3 separate regions of the Homo sapiens genome follow, and regions 1 and 3 are each linked to region 2. A link is a loop called in an ENCODE intact Hi-C map of the cell type or tissue named here. Cell type or tissue: PC-9. All regions are shown on one strand.

Region 1 (8,000 bases), 670 kb after region 2:
CCTGTATGGTCATCCCTTGAACTTCCGAGTTATTTTTTTAAGTTAGTCGGAACTGTCTTTCAGTTATTTTCAATCAAGAATCCTGAACAATATAGAAATACAATACAGACATTAAAGAAACACGTGAGGGAGCTTACAAAGCAACATAAAGCATCCATCCTCAAGAAATATGGAAGTCCATTTCTCTTTCTAGGTAGAATTACTCCAAGTTAGATGCATACAAACTGGAGAGGACTTCTGGGAGGAGATAATAAGCACCATACAATTAAAAAAAATCCTTGGAGATTGAGGTTTCATTGACCCTCAGTTATAAGGAACTCAAGCATTAATATAGGGGGAGGTCCTATTCATGACTAGCCTGTTTCATGTAACCTGAAGTTTCAACATATTTTCTGAACACTTCCAGCATATTTCCGGGGGTTCAGGAGATAAATTGAATTGAATAAAAATATGGAGTAAGAGAGTTGATTTTGGTACAGTGCTTGGAGTAAGAGATTGATTTAGTGAGGCAGTGTTACAGCAAGGCAAGAAGAGGCCTGGGGTAGAAGTGGCCTGCAGAGGGGGGCTTTCTTCTGCTGTTTCCTCTCCCTCTGCTTCCTACCTTCTCACTGGGAATGTCTTTTGGACATTGTAAATCTGTCTGCCAGACATATCTCCTGGCCACAGAGCTGAAAGCCTCAGCATCAAGGCTGCATTTCTTACTTCAAGACATTACATCATTACATCAAGACAATTATGTCAAATACATATAATTGTGTTTGAAACAAACATTAGAATCTATTAACTGAATACATTTTGGACCATGAGATTAGTTAATAAAACTTCTCCAGCCCAGAGCTAAGGCACAGAGCTGGCCAATTCCTATCTGAGTGAAGTGGAAGGCATGGAGAAATCTGGAACATGGAGAAGGACAAGTCCTTGTGGCCTCTGGCCTCTTTGGGGGCAACATAAGAGGGCATTATGAGAACAAGGGCATTAAGAATCTGGCTGATTTAGATTTGAATCATGATCCTATGTTTATCTGGGCAGTTACTAGGAACTCTGTATTCTCTTCTGTAAAATGAGGGTAATAATGATACATGTTTCACATAATGTTAAGAACATTTGATAAGGTTATGGCCATAGACCATGGTGCCTGGGCATAACTATAGATGCTCAGTATATGTTAACTCTTCTTATCATCATCATCCTTATCATCATCTCATGTTGATGTTGGTTTTATTATAACAGGAAATATATATACTTTAAGAAAGGGGCTGTGTTGAAGCAGATTGACTCACTTTTTAGGTTTGCTCCACACGCAATACTGTCTGCTTGAGAACCACATGGGGATTGGATGGGTAAGGTTGCTCCAGACCACAGTGATTTCAGAGAAGAGTAATAGAAAATTTTGCCACAGAGAAACAAACATCTCTCCTTGAAACATGTCCCATGTAACACAAGGAATTTCGCAGCCTTATTTTTGCCTTATCGCTACAACTATATTATGGCTTATAAATATCAACAGTATCTGAGTGCTTTATCTGGCCCAAATAAATGAATGTTTCTATTGCTACCAGTTTTTCTTCCTCGAATTACAAATGCCACAATGAACAGAAACATCTCTCTTGGAGCACTGTATGTGCTCAATCACATTCTGTTGTTCTCCACCACCCCCAAACATCCAGATGAAATGTAAAATACTCAGTCCATGAATATTGGGAAGCATTGATTTGTATTACTGTGAAGCCAAAATATTTAGATGCAAGGGTTGGGACTTTCTCCTTTATTCTTGCTCAGAAATGCACAAACTTAACCAGAGTCTAGATCTCGAGTCCCATAGAAGCCAATTAGCTTCCATATTCAGATGTTTTCAACAGAATTATTTATATATGTATAAAAGCACAACACAGGATAATGAACGCAACTTTTGTGTTCATATGGACTTTGATTTGACTTTTATTTCATACACTCACTAAACATGTGGAATCTGTCCATTTACCATAGCTCTTTGAGACTCATTAATCTCATCTACAGGATGGAGAGAATCAACTCTGCCATGGCCAGGGGATACGAGGGGCATATCAAAACACTGTGATTTCCATGTAAAACCTGAGAAGAACTGGGAAGAAGAAGAGGTTTTCCTTACAAGAAGGACTGGAGAATAGATATGGCAACTAGGAGAATTAAGGCAATCACACTAATTTATGTCTCTTACACCCTGTGGCCCAGCAATTTCATTTCTAGGACTTTACCCACAGACATATACTCATATGTATAAAAAAATGCTTATGCAGTGATGATCACTGCAGTACTGTTGTTAAAAAGCTTTCTAAACTAAATCCAATGTCCATATATTGGATATTGGTGAATTAAATCACAGCAAAACCATTCAATGAACCACTGTGCTGCAGATAATAAAGTGAGGTAAGTGTGTGTGTGTGTGTGTGTGTATATATATATATATATATATATATATATATATATATATATGGTGGCATAGAGCAATGTCCAAAGATATAAAGTTAAGCCAATAAAGTAATTTGCAGAAGAATATTATATTACAATCCCATTTGTATAAAATGTGTATCCGTATCAATCTATCAACAGTAGTATTTACTAGGATGAGAAAGTTATCTGGGAATTTCACTATATTATCCATTTTAGAAATGATGGATTTCATTACAATGACAATGCATATTTTTGCCATAAGGAAATATAAAGATTTAACCTAAAAAGTCATATTTTTTCCAACCAATGAAGATGAGAAAGCCATTGAAGGACTTTGAACAACAGAGTGATACATCACATTTAACAGGATCACTGTGGTAGCTGTGTTGACAGTGGTTGGGGGAAGCAAGGTGGTAGCAGCAAGACCAGTTATGACACCATTGAAATAACCAAGGCAAGAAGTGATTGTGGCTTAGACTGGAGTTATAGTAGAGGAAGTGGAGTGAAGTGACCTGTACTGTGCATGTTTGAAGACAGTCAATGAGCTCTGCTAGTGGATTGGGTCTGCAATGTGAGAAAAACAGAGGAGTCAAGGACAATTACAAATATTTTTGGTCTAATTGCTTGTTTTATGTTTGTTTGTTTTTAAGACGAAGTCTTGCTCTGTTGCCCAGGCTGCCGTGCTGTGGCATGATCTCGTGCTCACTGCAACCTCTAGGGCTCAAACGATTCTCCTGCCTCAGCCTCCCGGTAGCTGAGATTACAGGCATCCGCCACAACGCCCAGCTAATGGTCTGCTCAATTGGAAGAAAGTAGTAGTCTCACAAGGTTCTTATCTTGCCTTCCATTGTATTATACTCTTCTGGTTTTCCTCCTTCTCTTGTGCACTTAATTTTTGAGTGGTAGTGTGTGCAAAGACTGGTTATGATGCACAATCAGCCAGCATATACAATTTGGGATTCAATGTATAAATTCCCTTCAGAGGGAAGAGGAAAGAGGAAGCCTGAGCCAGGAACTCATCTTCCAGGAACTGCATCTTGAAGGCTTATTACCTTCAAGTGACGGCCATACTGATATGAAAATTATGGACCATGGCAAGACTAGAAAACTCACCAAGGGCATGAAACATCAGAGTGAACTCTCAGAGTAGATTGTCCAAGAAAATAGATGGTTGCAGTAAGCTTTAGGTATTCTCCAACCTGAAATCTTATGACTGGAGCATATTTGCATTACTTTCTTTGTCTTGATACTACAAGTTTCCTAGAATTTGCTGTGACTCATGTATTTGAACAGTTTTCCTTTGGTTTACACAATTTCAAGTTTAAACACCCATTGATGTTATTACATACAATACACTTTCAGTCAGCACTTTAGAATTGTAATCTTCATTTATGCACATAATTTGTTTCTTCAGTTACAAACATGTGGTGCAATTATGTTGGTTTTTATCATTGACTTGGGAATTAGGGTTTGTATTTATGTGATTAAAGTATTCAGTTTTTGAGTAAGTTCTGTAACTTAAATATTTGCTGTGCACCAGTCATAGTTTAAATGGAAAATCAACTTTAAAAGGTAAAATTTGGTGCCATCCAGTGTCATCATTGTGAATTGCAGCATAAGCACAATTGTGAGGAAAATAATTTCAAATGGAAACTAACTACAATTTGCAGAAATACCAATAATGATTTTAAAATAGTATAAATTTGAAATTAAATTTAACTGCAACATGAGATAATATAGAAAAAACCATGGAATTAAGAGAATTGAAACATGTTCTGGAATTGCTTTATTTATAAAATGGGAATATGTTACCTACATGGTAGACAAGAGCTAGAAAAATTTTTTTTATAAGGTCTAAATACCAAACACATACTGTACTTGACATCTACTACATTAGACATATATTATCTTTATATTACACTATGTTAAATAAAATCTTTATATATTGCAAAGAAATTAATATTTGGTTCAACTTATAGGGCATTACACAAGTCTGAACTTTTGAAAGTCATTCACAGGACAAAATATGGGGCACATTTCTGTAGATGCTAAAATTAAGAAGGAAAATTTCTACTAAGTATAGATTTTTGGTCTTCTCACAGAAGTTTTCGGTTGTTCAGGTGCAGTAACAATGGTATATATTTAAAACACTTAATTGAATATGAGATATTCTGTTAGCAAGACTACCTGGTCATGACTTGTGTTAGTTAGGTAATAGGTTTGGCTGTTGAAAGAGACCCTGTAATAACTGTGGTTTAAATGAAATAGAGAAATTGTTCTCTTTCATGTTAAAGCCTGGGCAGGCAATTCAGGACTATGGGACCCACAAAATTATCTGGGATCCAGGCTCCTTCTACTTGTGGTTCTGGGGCCTTGAATACATAGCTTCTCTCTCATGTTCCATGATGACTGCTCTGTTCCTCTTCTCATTCACAGCTTTATCTGCACTTACCATCCTTAAAACCATATGAGGCAAATGGGCAGAGGAGGATGCTCAGAGCTGATTGTATGGTTCACATCTTACTCTGCCCCTAAAATTTGTGCCCCTTTTCTGTGAACGTTTCTGCTCCTGATGGAATATCTGGTACAAAAATAATATTCATATATTCTTCTAACAATGAAACATACATACACTAATTTATTGGTTTATGCCAATATTAAGAAGAAACATAAAATAATACATCTTATTTAGTTAGTTATACATAGTAATATTAAGGGAAGTAAATCAATGCAATTTGTTCCATTAGACCAGTGGCTCCAAAGCAGTAGTTCTCAACTTTGGCTATACATTATAATCACTTAGGGAGCTTTAAAAATACTTGTACCTGAATCCAGCAATCCAAGTTTCTGATTTAATGGATCTAAGATGCAATTTGGTCTGCAGCGGTTTCTTCCCCAGGTGATTCTAAGTACAGCAAGATTGAGAATCGTTGTAGATCGTGGTGCAGAACAGGGTCACCTGAGGAGCTTCTGAGCTTCATCTGTGCCTTCCCACCCCCCCACTCCCCATTTCATTATGACACAATTAACCTGGAGTGGCGTCCAGGCATCAATATTTTTTAAAAATTTCCCCAAGTGAATCTAATTGTAGTTGGGGCAGAGAACCAGTGTTAAATATGAAAGAGAGTTTCTTTTATGATTTTTTTTGTTACCGTATGTATTGGCACTTATGCTTGAATTTATAGCTCTTCTGTCGAATTAAATGAGCAGTTTCTGCTATAGGAAAACTACAGCTATATTGAAATTTAGCTCTCCTTATATGAGCATCTCATTAAAATCTCAAATTTTACCCAGGTTTAGCTGGAATGCTAAACTAATGTCAAAAATAAAATTAACTATCATTTTACACATTTGTGTTTAGGTAGAATTTCCTAACATTTTCCATTGCTATGTATTTTTAAACAACTTGATTACATTTAAATGCAAAACTTTACTTTATCATTCGAAGATCTCATAAAGAGACAATTTTATTGTTGGAAGGACGTCTCAGCAGCCATAGCCTTTTCTACTATTGCCAACACTTAGAATATTCTGGGTTGGGCCGGGAATTCGATATTCTTTTTGCCACTCACATTTCCTCTCTACATATTCTTCTATATCAGATAGCCCAGATACAGTATCATCTGACTGTTGCAAAGCCAGTTGTACTGTACTCAGAATCTTGACCCAACCAGGAGTTTAGCCATGAAGTCGTTGGCTCATGTCATCTTTGTACTCCAGACAGGATTAACTTGTATGTTTGTGTGTTGCAATTATACAAACAAGGTGAGTCATGGATTACTTGGAGCATTTTCAGTTTTGGGGCTTTCAACTTCAGGCCTTTGTGTTCAAATTCCCTTGTACTGTAGCTCCAGCTCTATGTGATACTTAACATATGGAAGTGTGACTGATGAATGCATGAGGACAGTCTCTGAAGGGACCCACAATGACGTGCCCCCTGCTAGTGACCTATGAATCAGGTAACTCCAACTGAGCCAAAAAAAAAAAAAATTCACATATATTTTTGGAAAGCACTTACCAGAGCCTATGATTTCCTTGCATCTTGGATTTCCATGTTGGGGACCAAGAATTTCTTTTTCTGTTACAATAATTAAAATGAATCCCATTAGAGACTTTTGAATACTTGCATAAAATTGGATGGGTTCTTTAAGAAGTATTTTAAAGAAATCCTGTAGTACAGTGTGCAGAATGCATATCCCATTGGGGCCTTATTAAACGATGCCACACGTTAGGGGGACACCTACCCCTCCTTTTCATGTTTTCATAGAAGGAAGGACATTTTCAACTATTTCATTCCCAAGGAGAAAAAGCCCAGAAAAGAGATACTTCCAGCTTTTCCCTGTCCTTTGGCTTTCTTCTCTGTACTGGAAGTAGGTTGACTTATCTGACCACTTTCTTTGAAGAAGAAATTGAATATGGTTGGCTCTACTCCTTCTGTTCTCTCTCTTTTTTTTTTTTTTTTTTTCAGATCAGACTTTGCACGAAGGAGTTGTGTCCTGCTTCTCTCCACAGTGAAATGTACTGAGATAGGCTTTGTCCTTAAATCCATGTCTACCAAACTCAAGTGCTTCCCAGCGATCTTACCTTTTTTCTAGTCCATCCACACTCCTACTCTCCTAGATGAGTATTTCTTTATCTTCTCTTTTCAAACTCCCTTCCCAAACCACGTTATTAGCTGAACACCTTGTTCCTTTCTTCACTGAGAAAATAGAAGTAATCAGCAAAGAACTTCCACAGATTCCCATTACCAAATCTACTAATCCATCTATACCTAAACTCATATAACTGCCTTTCTTTCATTTACACGTAAACAGCCTACATTCCAATCCAAGACCTATCTACTTGTGCTCTAGATCCCATTCATCTTTCCAAGGGCATTGCTTTAGCAGTTTTCCCCAATCATTAATTTCTTTTATTGATCTACTTAATCATTTATATCAGCTGATATACTTTGTACATTCATCCCTGCCCACATTTCATGTTGAATTGTAATCCCCAGTGTTGGAAGTGGGGCCAGCCGGAGGTGGTCACAGGGGCAGATTTCTCATGAATGGTTTAGCACCATCCTTTTTGTGCTGTTCTTGTGATAGTGAACTCTCAGGAGGTCTGGTCATTTAAAAGTGTGTGGCACCTCTCTTGACCCACTGGCTCTCTCACTTGCTCCTCCTTTTGCTGTGTGATGTGCCTGGTCTCCCTTCATCTTCTGCCATGATTGTAAGCTTCCTGAGGCCTCCTTAGAAACTTAGGAGATGACAGTACTATGCTTCCTGTACAGTCTGCAGAACCATAAGCTGATTAAACCCCTTTTCTTATAAATAACCCTGTCTCAGTTATTTCCTTATAGCAATGCAAGAACGGCCTGATACATCAGCATATAAACATACTGTAACATTTCCCACCTAAAAATATAGGTGTTTTATATCCCATATCTCCCACCAGCTTCTACCGTTTCCCTGCTACTCTTGACACTAGAATTTCTGAGAAAAGTGGACTGCATTTTTAGTCTCCACTTTCCTCTCCTCTCATTTTCTAATGAGTCAGCTCTAGTTAAGCTTTCGCCTCCATCACTC
Region 2 (8,000 bases):
CAACACAAAATTTCAAACAAATATTTTTATTTTATTTTTGTAAGTGCATATTTCTATGTGAGCTGACAGTTTTCCCATAGATGTTGCAAAACTGATTCTTCCATTTGTCCTAAAAAAGATTCCTCTTTCTGTTGTACAATAATTTTAGTTATAACTATACCACAAAAGATAATAGACTGTCCACTTTCAAGACACTTAAGGGATATTTTGAGAATTTTTCTCTAACAACACATGAGCATATATTATCATTATTGTTTAATTTGTTCTCCTGTCTATTTCATATGCATTCTCCCAGTGGGTAAATTATTAGCTTTTATGTATTCAGAATAATGCATAACCTAAAGTGGGAAACCAAAAAATGTCTGTTCTATGAAAAAAATGATTTCATCTATGAGTTGAAAGAGTTAACATTTACTTTGAGGCCAAATGCACAAACTAATTCTCATTCAGAAAACAGCCCACCTATGATATTCAGGTCACATACTTGTTTCCTTAAATATTATTGCCAAAACCACATTTTATATTCCATTTTATTACTGTGCATCCATCTTTCCTTAGCATAAGAGATGTTCCATTAAAAAGCAGTATAAATTCAATTTGTTTTTATGCTCACCTTGAAAAAAGTAAAAACGAATCATTGAATAAGTTTAAGTGTATTGTGTGCATTTATGCTGTGTGCCCAATATAGCCTTATGTTGGGCCTCATTTAATCAATGATTCCAGAGCATCAACCAACGTTATAATTACTTGAAAAGTTAATATGTAAGGTAGAAACTTGGCAAAACATTAGCGCAAGCACAAAATTAAAAACTTTAAAATTATTTGGGTACAATTAACTAATGATCAGATCTTCTTTTCAGGTTCCTTTTCTTCAAACCATCCCTTAATTAGAGGAGAGGCAAGGAAGTTTCATTGGCCCTCTTCTCACTCTGAACACATAATTTCTAGACCTTATCATCCATATGTGTACTTTAAGCTCCTCAAAGACCTGATGTTTCTCCAAACCTACCTGTCTTCTAGAAGATCATATTATATCTATTATTAATCAAGTTACACTATTCTGACAAGCATCTTCTATGCTTGACCCTCTTTGTCAGCACCTCATACATATTCTATTAATTCCTTTGTCCATCTCATCAGCTTTCCTCCTCCTCTTGTCCTCTCTCTTAAGTTCAAGGCCCATTGTTTCTCTCTCAGACGTCCCTAGTAATCTCCTCTTTATAGCTTGTCTCTGGTTTCATTGCCCTTATATTGCTCCAGATGGACTCTTAAGAGTTATGGATCACAGTATGTCTTACCTTACTTAAAACCCTTCTGTATTTCCCCATTTTCTTCAGGATATGTTTAAATTCCAAAGCATGGCACACAGACCCAATCCTGAATTTGCCTCTGCTTATTCTCTAGTCTCATTTTCCACATCTTCATATTACATACATTCTTCACTTCAGGCATGCCACTTTACTTGTAATTCTCCAAAGTGGCAAACAATTTCACATCTTTGCATTACTTCCTATCTACAGTGTCCTCATCTTGACAGCTCTAAATTATTCTTCAAGATATATGTCAAGCATCCTGGAAGACTTCTCTTACTGTATTAGTCTGTTTCCACACTGCTATTAAAGACAGTACCTAAGACAGGGTAATTTATAAACAACAGAGGTTTACTTGACTCAGAGTTCCGCATGGCTGGGGAGGCCTCAGGAAACTTACAGTCATGGCAGAAAGCAAAGGAGAACCAGACACCTTCTTCAGAAGGCAGCAAGAGAGAGAGAGAGAGAGAGATGGGGAAACTGCCACTTTTAAACCATAAACGTCTCGTGAGAATGCCCTCACTATCATAGAACAGCAGGGGGGAACTGCCCCCCATGATTTAATCACCTCCCACCAAGTCCCTCCCTCCACATGTGGGGATTACAATTAGAGATGAGATTTGGGTGGGGATATAGAGTCAAACCATATCACTTACTATCTTCTGAATGAAGTGTTTCTTCTCTGTATTGCCATTATCTTCCAGGTTATTGGAACACTCATCAGATTGCAATCCAAATATTGATTATTTTAAATAAATGTTTTTTTCATTTGTCATTCCTTAACTGATAAACTTCTTACGGCCTATATCTTGTTTTCCTAAATATATCCAGTATAGCTTTAGCATATGTTAGTTTCTTAATCAATGTATGTTTAATGATGCTTAAACATTCTCTTTGTTGTCTTTTAGATATTTCTTTAATTTATGCCTCTTAAGTCATCTTCATCTTCATGGAGAAAACACTGTATATTCTGCTCTAAAAATTATTAGATGTTTTCCTGTGGGATCCTCAAGGCTTGGAGATCTTTGACTTAATAACCACCTTTAATGGGAAAAGAATAAGTGATCACATCAAGTAATATTGATTAATAAAAGGAACTGAAAAATATACCTATTGTTGGCAAGAAAAGGGCAGTAAAGTTGCTATATTTAAATCATACATTTATGTCCCTAGAAATTTTTATTAGTTTAGTAAACCTCATACATTTATTATACTGTCTTATTATCAAGGCAAATTGCAGTAGAAAATGACACTATTTGGAACTAGAAAACTGTTTTGAGTCCTTATTCCATTAGGTGCTAGTTCTGTACCCTAAGGAAAGGATTCTTCAACTCTCAGGTTCCTTATTTGAACAATGGAACCTAAAATAAATGAGATAATGTATGTAAAGAGCTTAGTGCAGTATCTGGTTCAAAGGGCAATCAATAATAATACTACCTGCCTCAGAAAGCTATTACTTTGATGAGGGTATTAAACAATTTCACAGATCTTTGCAAAGTGCTAGATAAGCATCAGCTATTATGACAAGATTGCTATTTGTTTGCCTTGCCAAAAATAAAACATTGCCTTTAAATACATAGGTGTTTGAGATTTTCTATTTCTTGGCAGTTTGTGATCATCCCACAGCCATGCTCTTACTGAAGACCTTTTATTACTAGGGGGCCTGTTATGGATTAGGCAGAAAAATAGGTAAGACTCCTCAGGAGTAAATGCCTCCTTGTCTTTTACCCATCTAGAGAGAATGTCAGTAAGTGCAGAAGTCTCTCTTGTGTACCTAACTATATGAAAGTGGCCTGAAAAAGCTAAAACTGCTGTTTGACCATGGTGGTAGAGGAGCTCAGAGCTGGTAGTTAATTTGCCCTGTGTTATTTCCACTGAACTTCATCACCTCCCTGCCCACCTGGTCGCTGCACACTCCACCTGGTGTTGAATGCATTGTTTTGCCTATTTCCCCCTCTGTCAGGACTTAGGACATAAGATACAGAATTACTATAAGAAACTCCTAGGTGGTTCCAGCACTAGGACTGAGAAATCTGCGCAGATAAGGCAGGCTTCAGCGCAGCTACAAGACGCCGACTTGAGGCCAGAACCACCAGCGACTGAGTGTCATGTGCCTTAGTCACCGCGGGCTCCGCAAAAGGCTAACAGTGCTGGACACCGGGAGGGCGCTCAAATCTTTGTTGAATAAATGTCCACACTACACAACCTGTTTTGAGTCAACTGCATCCCAACCCAGAAAATAATCGAGATATGTTTGAGCTGAATCAGTATCATTTTGCACATATAAAATCTCTCTTGCCTTGAGTCTGCAGGACTAGAACAGTTTAAAAAGTAAGCCTCGTTGGTTTTCTTTTTTTTTTCATTACTCCGACTTTTATAATTTGGGCTTCAGCATGAGTATCAAAACGGCAGCAGAGCAGAGTGAGACTTTTCAAAGTCTTGTCGCAAAGATACTTCGTGGTGAAGGGCTCCAGTCCCGCTTTTCCGCGCTGGGGTTCAATCCTAGGCAGCCGATTCGGGTTGGGGAGATGTCTCGGCCGCTCCCCCTAACCTCTTGCTAGGGAACAGTCCCTCCCCGCTCCCCATTCCACCTCCACCTGCTGGAGAAAAGATCACAGGTGGTAGGGTGAGGGTAGTCGGAGCAGCCCCGGTGGACGCTTACACGGGCCATCGCGCTCGGCCGCTCCCCGCCTTTGCAAACTGTGTGCTAGGGCTCCAGGCGGGCCCGGGCAGCAGCGGCGGCGCGCGCACGCGCACTCCGCGGCCCCGCGCGGCTCTTCAACATTCAATTCCACGTGTTGCTTGTTGTAGGCGCCACAGGTTCCCCACCTGCGTCCGGGCGCTCGGGCGGCTCCGCCTCTGCCGGCGGGCTCTGGGGAACCGCTGGGTCGGCGCGCCCGGGGCTGGCGGAGCAATTCCTGAGGCGCCCAAGCTCACCCCCAACGCTAACTCCGCCTATTCAGTCCCGGCGGCTCCCCCTCTCCCCCCTCCCAATCCTCCTCCCGGCTCCTGCCCGCCCCTTTCGCCCTGGTGGTAGGAAACACTCCTGAATCTAACTCGACGTGTCCGGAAAGCCCTGGCCAGTTTTCCTTTCGTTCTGCGGCCGCTGCAGCCAGCCCCGCGGCTCCCTCAGACCCGCGGGCGCAGCCGCCGGGGGTGAGGCGCTTGGGGACCGCGGGCCGAGCGGCGGGGATCCCCGAGCACCATGCTGGACCCGTCTTCCAGCGAAGAGGAGTCGGACGAGGGGCTGGAAGAGGAAAGCCGCGATGTGCTGGTGGCAGCCGGCAGCTCGCAGCGAGCTCCTCCAGCCCCGACTCGGGAAGGGCGGCGGGACGCGCCGGGGCGCGCGGGCGGCGGCGGCGCGGCCAGATCTGTGAGCCCGAGCCCCTCTGTGCTCAGCGAGGGGCGAGACGAGCCCCAGCGGCAGCTGGACGATGAGCAGGAGCGGAGGATCCGCCTGCAGCTCTACGTCTTCGTCGTGAGGTGCATCGCGTACCCCTTCAACGCCAAGCAGCCCACCGACATGGCCCGGAGGCAGCAGAAGGTGAGTTGCGGGACCGGGCGCCTCCTACCACCACTTCTCCCTGGGTTTTTCTCCCGGGAGAGCTCTGGGACGCCTCCCGTCCTTCTGCGAAACGCAGGACACCGTATTTTTGTTAGTCTCTGAGGGCAGAGGAATCTTTGGGGACAAGACGGTGCTTTCACCCGCCGGGTATGCGGCTGCAGCGGACACCTCTTCTCCTCCTCCCCGCCTGGGCTGGCAGGAGCTGTCAGCTCACCATCCGTGAGACAGAGACCGACAGCGCCGGCCGCGCCGCGGTTGCACCCGGCAGGCGCAGCTCTGGCCGGATTAGAATGCAACTCCCATCAACTTTAATTTCCAACAGCACTGGTGCATTCCTGTCCACCTAGCCTGGCGTGATATTGCTAGAGCTGGGTTTGCCGAGGGTCTGAATGAGTGTTGTAGCTAGGCGAAACAGGTGGAGCCCGAGTACTTCTCTTAGCTAGAGTGAAGTCTTCACTTAAGAGGGGTAGAAATTTTCCTCAGTGAATAAAAAAGTTAAATTAATACGTTTCCTATATTGTCATACAACCAGGACATCAAATCCAAACACCGAGAAGGCATGCAGCTTTGTAAAGTGTTTGTGGGTAAGTAATTTCTGGTCTGGGCAGGCCTGATTAATGAAATATACTATTACTGATGAAAGATAAAGGATTGGTGCATGATCACTTCATAACAAATGCTTTCCAAATGCTTTTTTGGGGAACAAAATGCTTATTCTCCCCCAAAAGGTAAGAAGTTTGTTTCAGGTGAAAGGCTGGCCAACTTGAGTTTCAAAACAAGACCCCAGGGGCCTGATGTTCTGTACCAGACACGAGTAATGACTCAAATTGTCCTAAGTGGTTAAATGTTTACAATACAAACTCTAGGAAATCTTTTTAATAGAATGCTGAACCTGGAAGGTTCTGTAGAAATCGGTAACAGTTCCCTCAGTTTGTGACAAGACCTAGAGATCCAGAGAGATTGTAGTCTGCTCAAGGCATACCTACATGCACAGACATTTATTAGTTTTCTGAAATATTAACTTCAGTGTGTGAGGCATTTTTAGAAATTTGGAGAGGTTTTGAGTTGACTTCAACTATAACTGTAGTTCAGAGTAAATTCAGTCTCCCTACATTCTCCTACCCCCATTTAGATAACCTTTATTTTTTGAGGTATAATTGACATGTAAAAAGCTGTGCATACCACTCCACCCTAACTATTGGTGGTTTCATAGGTGTATAAGTATCATGGGGATAAGTACACACCTATAGTTAACACTATTGTATGCTTAAGATCTATCCTCTTAGAAAAAAATTTTAAGTGGTCTTACCCAACTTTTTAAAACACACACAAACTGAGCAACTATTTTGGAATCATTTATTCTCTGGGAATCCTTATGGAATATTTCCTTACAGCTGGAGATTAATAACAGATCCTTCAGGTAACCTAACCCTAGGTATTCAGTCACAGAATGGTAGGGAGACTCCTCATGTTGGAGAAGAGAAATAGGTCATAATAGCATTTCCCAATCCCAAACAAATTGGCACAGTTAAAACCACCATTACTCAGGTAAGTTTTGAATGCCCCGCGGTGTTTTTATGAGCCTGCTGCTCCACTCCTGTATGAATCCCATACTTCCTAATCAGCTGCTCTAATTGAGTCTGTTCTGAGGCAGTCACCCGTGGCCTCTTCTCAATTCTAGTCAAGCGACTGTCAGCTTCAATAGTCATTGTTAAAACTATTTTTTGTATATGTTGTGGTATGAGTTCATATCATCCAGTCTCTAGTTTTACCATTCATATTGCATTTAAGCCTATTTTTAATGATTAAAGTGTAAAAATAATGTTTGGTAAAATTAAGAGACTATTTTCTCCTTGGAATATTATCCTTGAAGATGCTTTTGCAAATTTACTATGAGTTGATTTATACTGTGAATACTTGTTGCATTTTGTTAATGAAGTGGACCCTCCCTTAGCTGTTCAAATAGTGCATTTTTCTCTGACTCCTTCTGTTTAAATATTTGTTCAAAATTATTTGAATTGGCAAGCAGGTGCATTCACAATACTACTGGGGAGACTATTGTTATAACCTTATCCAGGCATTACCAAAGATAATTTCAAACTACAAAAAAAGCAAAATACAACATATATTCTATGAAAAAAAATAGAATCCTTAGGAATTTCCACATTCTAAATGCTTAGAGCATTGAGCACAGGTTAACTTTTGTGAATTACTTTTATTTTTTATTAAGATGGATGCCAAATAGCCTAAGTATTTACTTTACTCAACCCTCCCCCACCTTTTAAAAAATGTGCTGCTTACTAAAGGGAGCTGGAGCAACTTTTGGCAGTCTGGTTTCCTCTTAGGGCAAAATGAAATGGGAATTTAACTATGTTTATGTGAATTTGATGCACAAGCTAATAAGTAATGCCAAAACTTACTTGAAGTCTTGCATTATACAGTTAGATTATCTAAAAGAAGTAACAAGGTAATTGCAAAATCACTAATCCGTTGTTTATTTTATTCTGTATCTTCAAGTAGTCAGGCATCCAGTAAAAAGATTTAATAGCTGAAATTGTTGTCATTGAAATGAATATTGCTGCTTACTCACTTCTCTCAACTTCAAGAATTTAGAGACCCAGAAATTGAGATCTGAAAGGGTCCTCATTTTATGAAGAAAATTAATCACAAAGATAAGATCTTTACCCAGGAGGCCAGGAGTCAGGTTTCTCTTTAGTCAAAGCCCGTTCACTATTAGAGCTGGTGAGTTTCTATGAACCAGAACTGAGCAGCAGTGTTATTTATTTATTTTTTTCACTTGGCTAAAATGGTCCACAAAGTTAGTAAGAGGTTGTGTCTATGAGCTATTTGAGAAAGCTTAGTAGCATTAAACACAGTTAACGAACACATGAATTTCTTTGCTTTTGTCTAGACTATTTCAATTTTGAGGAATAATAGTGGTCAGTTTATGACATTCAAGCCCTCTGATTGACCACTGATGGTTTTACAGAAAATTCTGGGGGTGCATATGGGCTACACACTGTGACAGAGTGCCTTTCCAGGTGCTACACCTCCTAAATGAACATATCCAGGGGTTCACACATGATATGAGTATGAACTAATAAACAGTGATTGAAAGTGATGTC
Region 3 (8,000 bases), 480 kb before region 2:
AATTCTGAGCTTGTCCACCCCCTTTGGTATCTGTCCCCAACTCCACACCGCAGAGAGACTGCTTGAGTTTAGCAACACTTTTAGAAAAAAAAGTAAATCTTTGATGATTTAACCAATAATTTCTTAAAGTCTCTTTTCCTATTTAGAAAATATTATTTGCCATCTTTAGCTTGACTTTATTTGGTTTTATTTGTTGGTAGAGAAATGGCAATTGAGATGTGAGAAAGTAGGACTGATTTTGGAACTGTGAGACAGACAAAATCAGTGGTTGCCAACCATACCATCCCCAACGCCCCTTTTATAAAAAATAATTTGCAATATCCCTTTTGCTACCCTTAAATGATAATACATAATTTTGCAAACCAATCAATAAAATATCTTAAACTAAAATATAAACGATAAATACAAGGAAAGTGATTTATAATAAATAATGCCACTGCAATATGTAAACAATTAGGGATGACTGTATTAAAAGATATAACAGAGAAGTATGATTGCATTTACGAAGAATCACTACAAACAAAATGACCACAGATATAGATCGGCACACACGCTGTATTAGTGATTCAACTTCCACAAACAACATTGCTGTCTATGATATATTTACGTGAAATGGTGATATTTTCTTTGTAAAATTCTGAAGAACGCAAAGTAAAATAATTCCCCTAATTTGCATGGTAGTAGCATTCTTGGGAAAATTTGGCATGATTAAAATTGTGTAAAAAGTACTTCATGTATTTTTGTCATGAGGAGGTTGATTCTAGGCTTAGATAATGATAAGTGAAGTTTTTCACCTATTTAATGTCAGGCACATTATTCACAGATTCTGTCGAATGTGGCACAATTCTTCATTTATCTGGACTGCCCAGTGCATTGCACTCTGGCTTGTACCCACCAAATTCAATAGCACCTTTCAATCACTGACAGCCAAAAATACTGCTTCCAACCACACAGCATTTTAGAACTCCTTTATGGCTATGGGACAGTACCTGCCTGTTGAGAGTCACTGGTCCCAATAAACAGCAGTGGGCTCAGCAGCTGTGATGGGCCTCCAGCCTACCTGTGTCATCACATACTCTTTGTGCCATCATGACTCTGTCATTACTCACTTTAATTCTTACATTATCTGTATCCTATGTGCTTTTTAAGATTAAGAATAGTAATTGGAAGACCGGAAAGAATCTTTGGCATCTGCCATTTTCACTGGATTAAGATCGCTAACGATGAGAAAACTTTTTGAAATGGGCCTATTTGTGGAGCTTACACATTTTTCTGTGGGTTCTTAAACCTCCATGAGAAGGTTAAATCTAGATGAATGGTTGGAGTTGGGGGTTACACTTAGAGGGTCTTATTTATGTCCACCAAGGGAAATAAACAGGGATAATTGGTTGAGGAATCCATGTCAGAGCCATAAGCCAGGAGCCAAAGAGATCAGATACAAATGCCAGATCCAAAGTGGGAAAAGTAAGCTTAAAAAAATGAGTCTGAGGCCAAGAATCAGGATAAAAAGATGAACTGTACTGAAGCAGGAGATGAGGAACAAAAGAAGAGGGGCCCAAAGAGATTTTGGTGTTTGTAGTTTGTGTTTATGGGACAGTAGGTATGTAGCTCACCCTTGGACGAAACCATATTAAAGTAGAGTTGGAACAGACACCTTTCAATCACTAGCATATAGGCGGTTTTATACAGATGTGACATAGAAGGCAGGTCTGTTGACCATATATTTTAACAAATTGCTAAATGGAAGTTTGTTTGGCTCATGGTTCCGCAGACTATGCAAAAAACATTGTGCCAGCATTCGCTCCTCTTGAGGGCTTTAGGAAGCTTCTGTCATGGTAGAAGCGGATGGGGAGCTGGTGTGTCATGGGGAGAGAGGAGAATGTGAGATAGAGAGAGGGAAGGGATACAGTGTTCTTTTGAACAAACAGCTCTTGCGTGACCAAATAGAGTGAGAACTCACTCATTACCTCAGGACAGTACAAAGCTATTCATGAGGGATCTGCCCCCGTGACCCAAACACCTCCCACTAGGCCCCAACTCCAACATTGGGGATTGCATTTTAACGTGAGATTTGTAGGGGTCAAATATTCAAACTATATCAGGGTGCTTACACTCAATCAGTTCAGCTCTTTTAAATACCAAGACTCTTTGAAGGCTCTTACCACATTCTTCTAAGGTATCTACCTCTTTCCCTCAGGTTGTGGTTGTGAACCTCAGCAAGGCTGTAGTTCTCAATACCACCAACTTCCACAGGCCCAAATCGGTTCATTTATGGGATTCCTATTCTACATACCTTGGGAATGGGAAAGTGGAACTTTAGGGGGTAATGGGGTAGTGGTGGAGGTGTGGTGGTACTTATATGGAGTTCTGCCAAAACTGTACATCTCAATAAGCCCTTCAAAGAAGAGTTGGTCCTGGTAGTTGTAAGTCGTCTGATCTTAAATATGAGTAGTGTGTGCCCAGCATGAATCTTAGTGGTCAATTTCTGGCAAACAAAATCCCATGTGTTATCCGACACCATCCTATTTATACGTATATGTCAAGGTAACATTTTGGGGTATTTCAGTAAGTTTTAAGAAACATGTCTTCATGTGATTTAAATCTCATTAGTAGCATGTTTGTGAACTAATTAACTGACTTTCCAGGATGGGCTTTTTGATAGCATGTAGGTATAAATGTATAAAAATTCCCTAAAGGACCATAAATAAATTTATTTCCTTCATTGTTACTACATGATCTTTAATGTCAACTGGTTATCTAACAAAGGTCTTCTTGTAGTAGACACACAAAAATAAAGTTTAGAAAATAAGACCCATAGAAAAAGATTAAAGGGTTATTCAGAAAAACTGAGAACCATCTTGGTGATCATCCTCAAGAATAAAGAGAATATTGGTGAATTATTCTTCATAAGGAATAGAAAGAAGAGTGAATAAAGTGTTAACGGCAGTACTTGAATAGGTCAGAAATTCCAGCCCCTTGGAAACTGTCAAGGATTGCATTGGCAATGACAGATGTTTGGTATTGTTCTCTCTAGATTAAAACAGGATAATTCCCTCATCTGTTTGCTGTGATCTGGGACATGTTAACTAAAGCAGGTAGACAAATTTGATAGCTTTACTAAAGTTCAGTCAACTGTTGTTAGAAAACCCTCTGTTCTTCAAAATAACAGATGTTGGTGAAGCTTCAGAGAGAAGGGAATGCTTACACACTGTTCGTGCTAATGTAAATTAGTTCAGCCACTGTGGAAAGCAGTTTGGAGATTTCTTAAAGAACTTAAAACTGTGATTCAACCCAGCAATCCCATTACTAGGTATATACACAAAGGAACATAAATCATTATACCAAAGAGACACATGCACTCTTATGTTTATCGCAATACTATTCGCAATAGCAAAAACATGGAATCAACCTAGTGCCTATCAATAGTGGATTGGATAAAGAAAATATGGTACATATACACCATGGAATACTACATGGCCATAAAAAGAATGAAATCATGTCCTTTGCAGCAACATGGAGGCAGCTGAGGGCCATCATCCTAAGCGAATTAATGCAGGAACAGAAAACCAAATACTGCATGTTCTCACTTACAAGTGGAAGCTAAACATTGGGTACATATGGACATAAAGATGGGAACAATAGACACGGGGTCTACTAGAGTGGGGGACAAGGGCTGAAAAACTACCTATTGGATAATATGTTCACTACCTGGATTAAAGAATCATTTGTACACCAAATCTCAGTGTCATGCAATATGCCCATGCAACAAACCTGTACATGTTAGTCCCTGAACCTAAAATAAAAGTTGAAATTACGTAAATGCATTAAAAAAGAAAACTTCTGTAATTCTTAGAACAGCCTCTGGAGGTCAGGGTTGAGGCATGGCGCACAGCTAAGCTCCCCAACTCGCTGCCTAGCCAGTCAAAATAAGGCAGACACTAATACTTTGGTTCTCCATCTGGTACCATTCATGAGCTCTAAGTTTGTTTACTCAAAAACTGTATTTAAACTAATAAATTAATGTGCTGCTATTGAAGATTTGAAAATACATTTAGCTTATACATTTAAGTAAGAGTCCATATTAATTTCTTTAAAACAAATAAGGTAGAGCTTTAAGAACATTTTTAAAAAATCTATGTAGACCTTGAAATGTGTAAAGATTTGTAAAATCACGTATCTTAAAAGTTAAAGTACTTCAACTTTAATAGGATCATTTGAAGTTTTCTCACGTTCCTAAAATTTAGGGTTGCAATCATTCTCTTAATTCAAAAGCATTTGAAAGCTCTCCAAATAATATTAAAATCATTTGGAACAAGACAGAATAATTTACCATTATTATTGTACTTCAGTGGTTTTTCAGCCCCAGTTCAGAGGATGGCAGGCAGCCAAAAGACATCCTCTACACCGTTTCTCCTGAGCATCAGCAATCCAAAATTCAGGCAAGTTAGAGGAGGGTTCGTCTAAAGTGCTTTGCAATGTTTTGGAGCTACCATCTTTCCTGTTCTCTGGTTATTTTCTGATTTCTTCCATTTTTGATTTTTTAAACAGTGCTCCCAGATATCCTTGAATATTTGGGGAAAATATGAAAGGTAATATTACCTTTTTAAACATCTAAGTGTGAAATTGCTATATTTGGTTGTATATTTCAAGCTGCTTCCAAATATTATTGAGAAAGAATATGCTCTGGTAATAAACATTAGTTTACCCTGAGACAAGTGTGTTGTTCTTTACATTAGATGATCTTGCTGAACCCTTCTGGGACTGAATTGTCCCTGGCAACTTGCTGTGAGCCATCTGCTTGTTCTCACACTTTCATGCTACATTTTTCATGAATAGAATGGGTTAATTAAATTGGGTTTGTGGAAGCTGAAATAGTAAACAAATTAAATTTCCAAATAAAACTAAAAATCTATGATGCCATTTAAAAATAACCTGTACTTAATTTGTTTAAAACCTGGAGCGGTGGCTCACACCTGTAATTCTGGCACTTTGGGAGGCCTGGGTGGGCAGATTTTTTCAGTCCAGGAGTTTGAGACCAGGCTGGGCAACATGACAAAGCTCCAATCTCTAGAAAAAATACAAAAATTAGCTGGGCATGCTGGCGTGCACCTGTGGTCCCAGCTACTCGGGAGACTGAGGTGGGAGGATTGCTTGAGCACAGGAGGTTGAGGCTGCAATGAGCCAAGACCACCCCATTCTACTACAGCCTAGGTGACAGAGCAAGACCCTGTGTAAAAAAAAAAATTGTTCGGAGATATTAAAAGAAAAATTTTGAAGACTGTTATTCTTCCTGTTATTTTCACATATAGTGGAACACATATTAGATGAGTCATTCTTTATTCAATGTTTATCTGTCGTGGCAAAAATTATTTGAATACAACTTGGGTTTATTCAAAATGAAAAAAACAATGTTCACTTTGCCTCAGGATAGCAACTCTTTCTAATCTTATTTTTTAACCTAAAAGTAAAGACAGTGCATGTCAACCTGATATCCAACTATCTTTCCTGTGGGTGTTTTTTCTTTTTTTTTTTTGTCTTGTTAGATGGGATGGCTTCGTTTATTTCTACTTTTTCCTAGCAGTTGAAACTTCCACTCATCAAAGTAGTGGTTGCTTATCTACTACCCCAAGCAGATAGATGCATGTACACCCCAAAAGCATATCAAGCTGAACATATTCAATTTCTCATATTAGACTGATTTGGGAGACTAAAGAAGGTTTGGGGCCAAGACTAGCCGATTTGAGGTTAATTAAATCTACATAAAGTAATTATTTACCTCTGGTGAATATAGTGCTTCTAAGGGATGTAGCTGCAGTGAGGATTGAAAGGCATGAGTTTCGGCCGGGCGCGGTGGCTCAAGCCTGTAATCCCAGCACTTTGGGAGGCCGAGGTGGGCGGATCACGAGGTCAGGAGTTCGAGACCATCCTGGCCAACATGGTGAAACCCCGTCTCTACTAAAAATACAAAAAAATTAGCCTGGCATGGTGGCGGGCACCTGTAGTCCCAGCTACTCAGGAGGCTGAGGCAGGAGAATGGCGTGAACCCGGGAGGCGGAGCTTGCATTGAGCCGAGATCACGCCACTACACTCCAGCCTGGGTGACAGAGTGAGACTCCGTCTCAAAAAAAAGAAAGGCATGAGTTTCTTCCCTCAGTGCAATTAAAATGGGAATGAGGGTGGGGCTATAGTAAGCTCTAGATAGACAGTTGGGAAGTCCCACCTTATTTCTAGGAGACGTGATAAAAGGCAAATTCTGAAACCTCTGGCAAATCTTCCATTCATTGGAAATATTAAGCATTTGGGTTTGCTAATTAGTAAAATATCATGTGGCTCCAAACTTCTGCAATTTTTGAAAAGGCAACTAGCCATAGATTTTGGTAGTTGTGTCTAAGTAGATTACAAATTGAGCATTTCTGCCTGCCCAGGAGGCACGGCCTGGGGTTCGCTGCCCCAAATGTCTCAAATGTTGGTGTTGTGACAGCTGGTATCACTTTGTCCCATAGAGAGTCCTTGTGTTTCCAGACATGGGAGCCCTGTAACATTTTTGGAGTAACTCTCTTTCACTTACTGATTGATTTCAATCCACTTTCTCTTCTAAAATGATGCCTGGTGCATATTAGTCAAATTAAGTGGACTACAAATTTGTCTTTCTTAAAACATCAATATGAATATATGGGTAATTTATCCTTTGTAAAGTGAGACCAATATAATAGAAATTCATCCTAAATATGCACGCAAAAAAGATGAGAGTAATGGTGTTTAATCTTAAAAATTAACATTTGTGGAAGTAATGAGGAAAGTGTGAATTAAAAGGGAAAGCTGCTTTTGACCTGGGTTTCAAGAGTGTCTGCTTCTGGATGGGGTCAACATATATCCTCCAATTTGCAGATACAGAAACCCAATTTTCTCATTTTAGTCAGGAGTAAGTAAATTCTGGGAGAGACTGAGTCATCCTGAAGGAATTCATTTATATATAAGAATGCCAATTTTTATAATAAAATTTAAGAAATCAATTAGAATCCCACTTGATCTGGTTAGTAAATTGTGTTTCCTATAAAAAAGTTTCTTTATGAAATTAAATCAATATTGGAATACTTGGTAACTATGACATTATAAAATGGGGAGTCGCACAGCCTTCTGGGACAGTTCAAATAATAATAAAATTAAGGAGTATCGTCATCCATCTCTACTACAGGACTTTTTTTTTTTTTTTTTTTTTTGAGATGGAGTCTTGATCTGTCGCCCAGGCTGGAGTGCAGTGGTGTGATATCGGCTCACTGCAACCTCCGCCTCCCGGGTTCATGCAATTCTCCTGCCTCAGCCTCCCGAGTAGCTGGGACTACAGGTGGGCACCACCACGCGGGGCTAATTTTTTGTATTTTAGTAGAGACAGAGTCTCACCGTGTTGCCCAGGCTGGTTGTGAACTCCTGAGCTCAGGCAATCTGCCCACCTCGGCCTCCCAAAGGTCTGGGATTAAGGCGTGAGCCACAGCGCCTGGCCAGGACTTTATTTATTTCTAAATGAATCTTAAAGGGTCTTTTAGACAGTGATGGTGACACACTAGTGATTTTTTTTTTAACTATTGAATCTGTATATTTATAAGGAATTACCAATCACCGTAAACTTTAGTCCAATGGTACTGTACTTTCTCGTAAAAGATGTAGTATTTTTCTTTTTCTTTTTTTTGAGACAGAATCTTGCTCTGTCGCCCAGGCTGGTGTGCAGTGGCGCGATCTCAGCTCACTGCAACCTCCGCCTCCAGGGTTCAAGTGATCTTCTGCCTCAGCCTCCCTGGTAGCTGGGATTATAGGGCGCCCACCACCACGCCTGGCTAATTTTTTGTATTTTTTAGTAGAGACGGAGTTTAACCGTGTTAGCCGGGATGGTCTCCATCTCCTGACCTTGTGATCTCCCCGCCTCAGCCTCCCAAAGTGCTGGGATTACAGGCGTGAGCCACTGCGCCCGGCCAAGATGTAGGTTTTTTCAAGATTGTAGTTCT

What was found. Hi-C counts contacts between places; a loop is a spot of excess contacts. Peaks named below come from ENCODE experiments on the same cell type or tissue, not always from the same donor. Only the 100,000 strongest peaks of a DNase experiment are listed, where the experiment ranks them.
Region 1: a loop joins it to region 2, with 2.9 times the contacts of the local background. A loop is called at or near these places in 3 of 110 quality-filtered maps.
Region 3: a loop joins it to region 2, with 2.3 times the contacts of the local background. A loop is called at or near these places in 8 of 110 quality-filtered maps.

What each region holds. Positions count from the first base shown.
Region 1 is chr7:122,215,477-122,223,476 of GRCh38, reverse strand. It overlaps LOC102724527 (a long non-coding RNA gene), which reads right to left. Exons shown (of 6, transcript XR_007060500.1): 5 at 6,449-8,000; 6 at 4,200-5,335. Among named protein-coding and RNA genes, the nearest start is that of AASS, 75 kb to the right of the region's middle. In PC-9, CTCF peaks have their summits at 3,818 and 4,018 (motif pointing left); a DNase peak (open chromatin) is centred at 6,166.
Region 2 is chr7:122,882,853-122,890,852 of GRCh38, reverse strand. CADPS2 (calcium dependent secretion activator 2) reads left to right here and starts at 4,393. Exons shown (of 30, transcript NM_017954.11): 1 at 4,393-4,854. The coding sequence starts at 4,516. RefSeq lists silencers at 3,986-4,145, 4,156-4,315, 4,386-4,465, 4,476-4,525, 4,566-4,695 and an enhancer at 5,056-5,105. In PC-9, no CTCF peak of the experiment used is centred here; DNase peaks (open chromatin) are centred at 3,422, 4,292 and 6,432; H3K4me3 peaks cover 2,800 bases; H3K27ac peaks cover 1,139 bases.
Region 3 is chr7:123,363,583-123,371,582 of GRCh38, reverse strand. No RefSeq gene overlaps it. Among named protein-coding and RNA genes, the nearest start is that of IQUB, 170 kb to the left of the region's middle. In PC-9, a CTCF peak has its summit at 3,872; no DNase peak of the experiment used is centred here.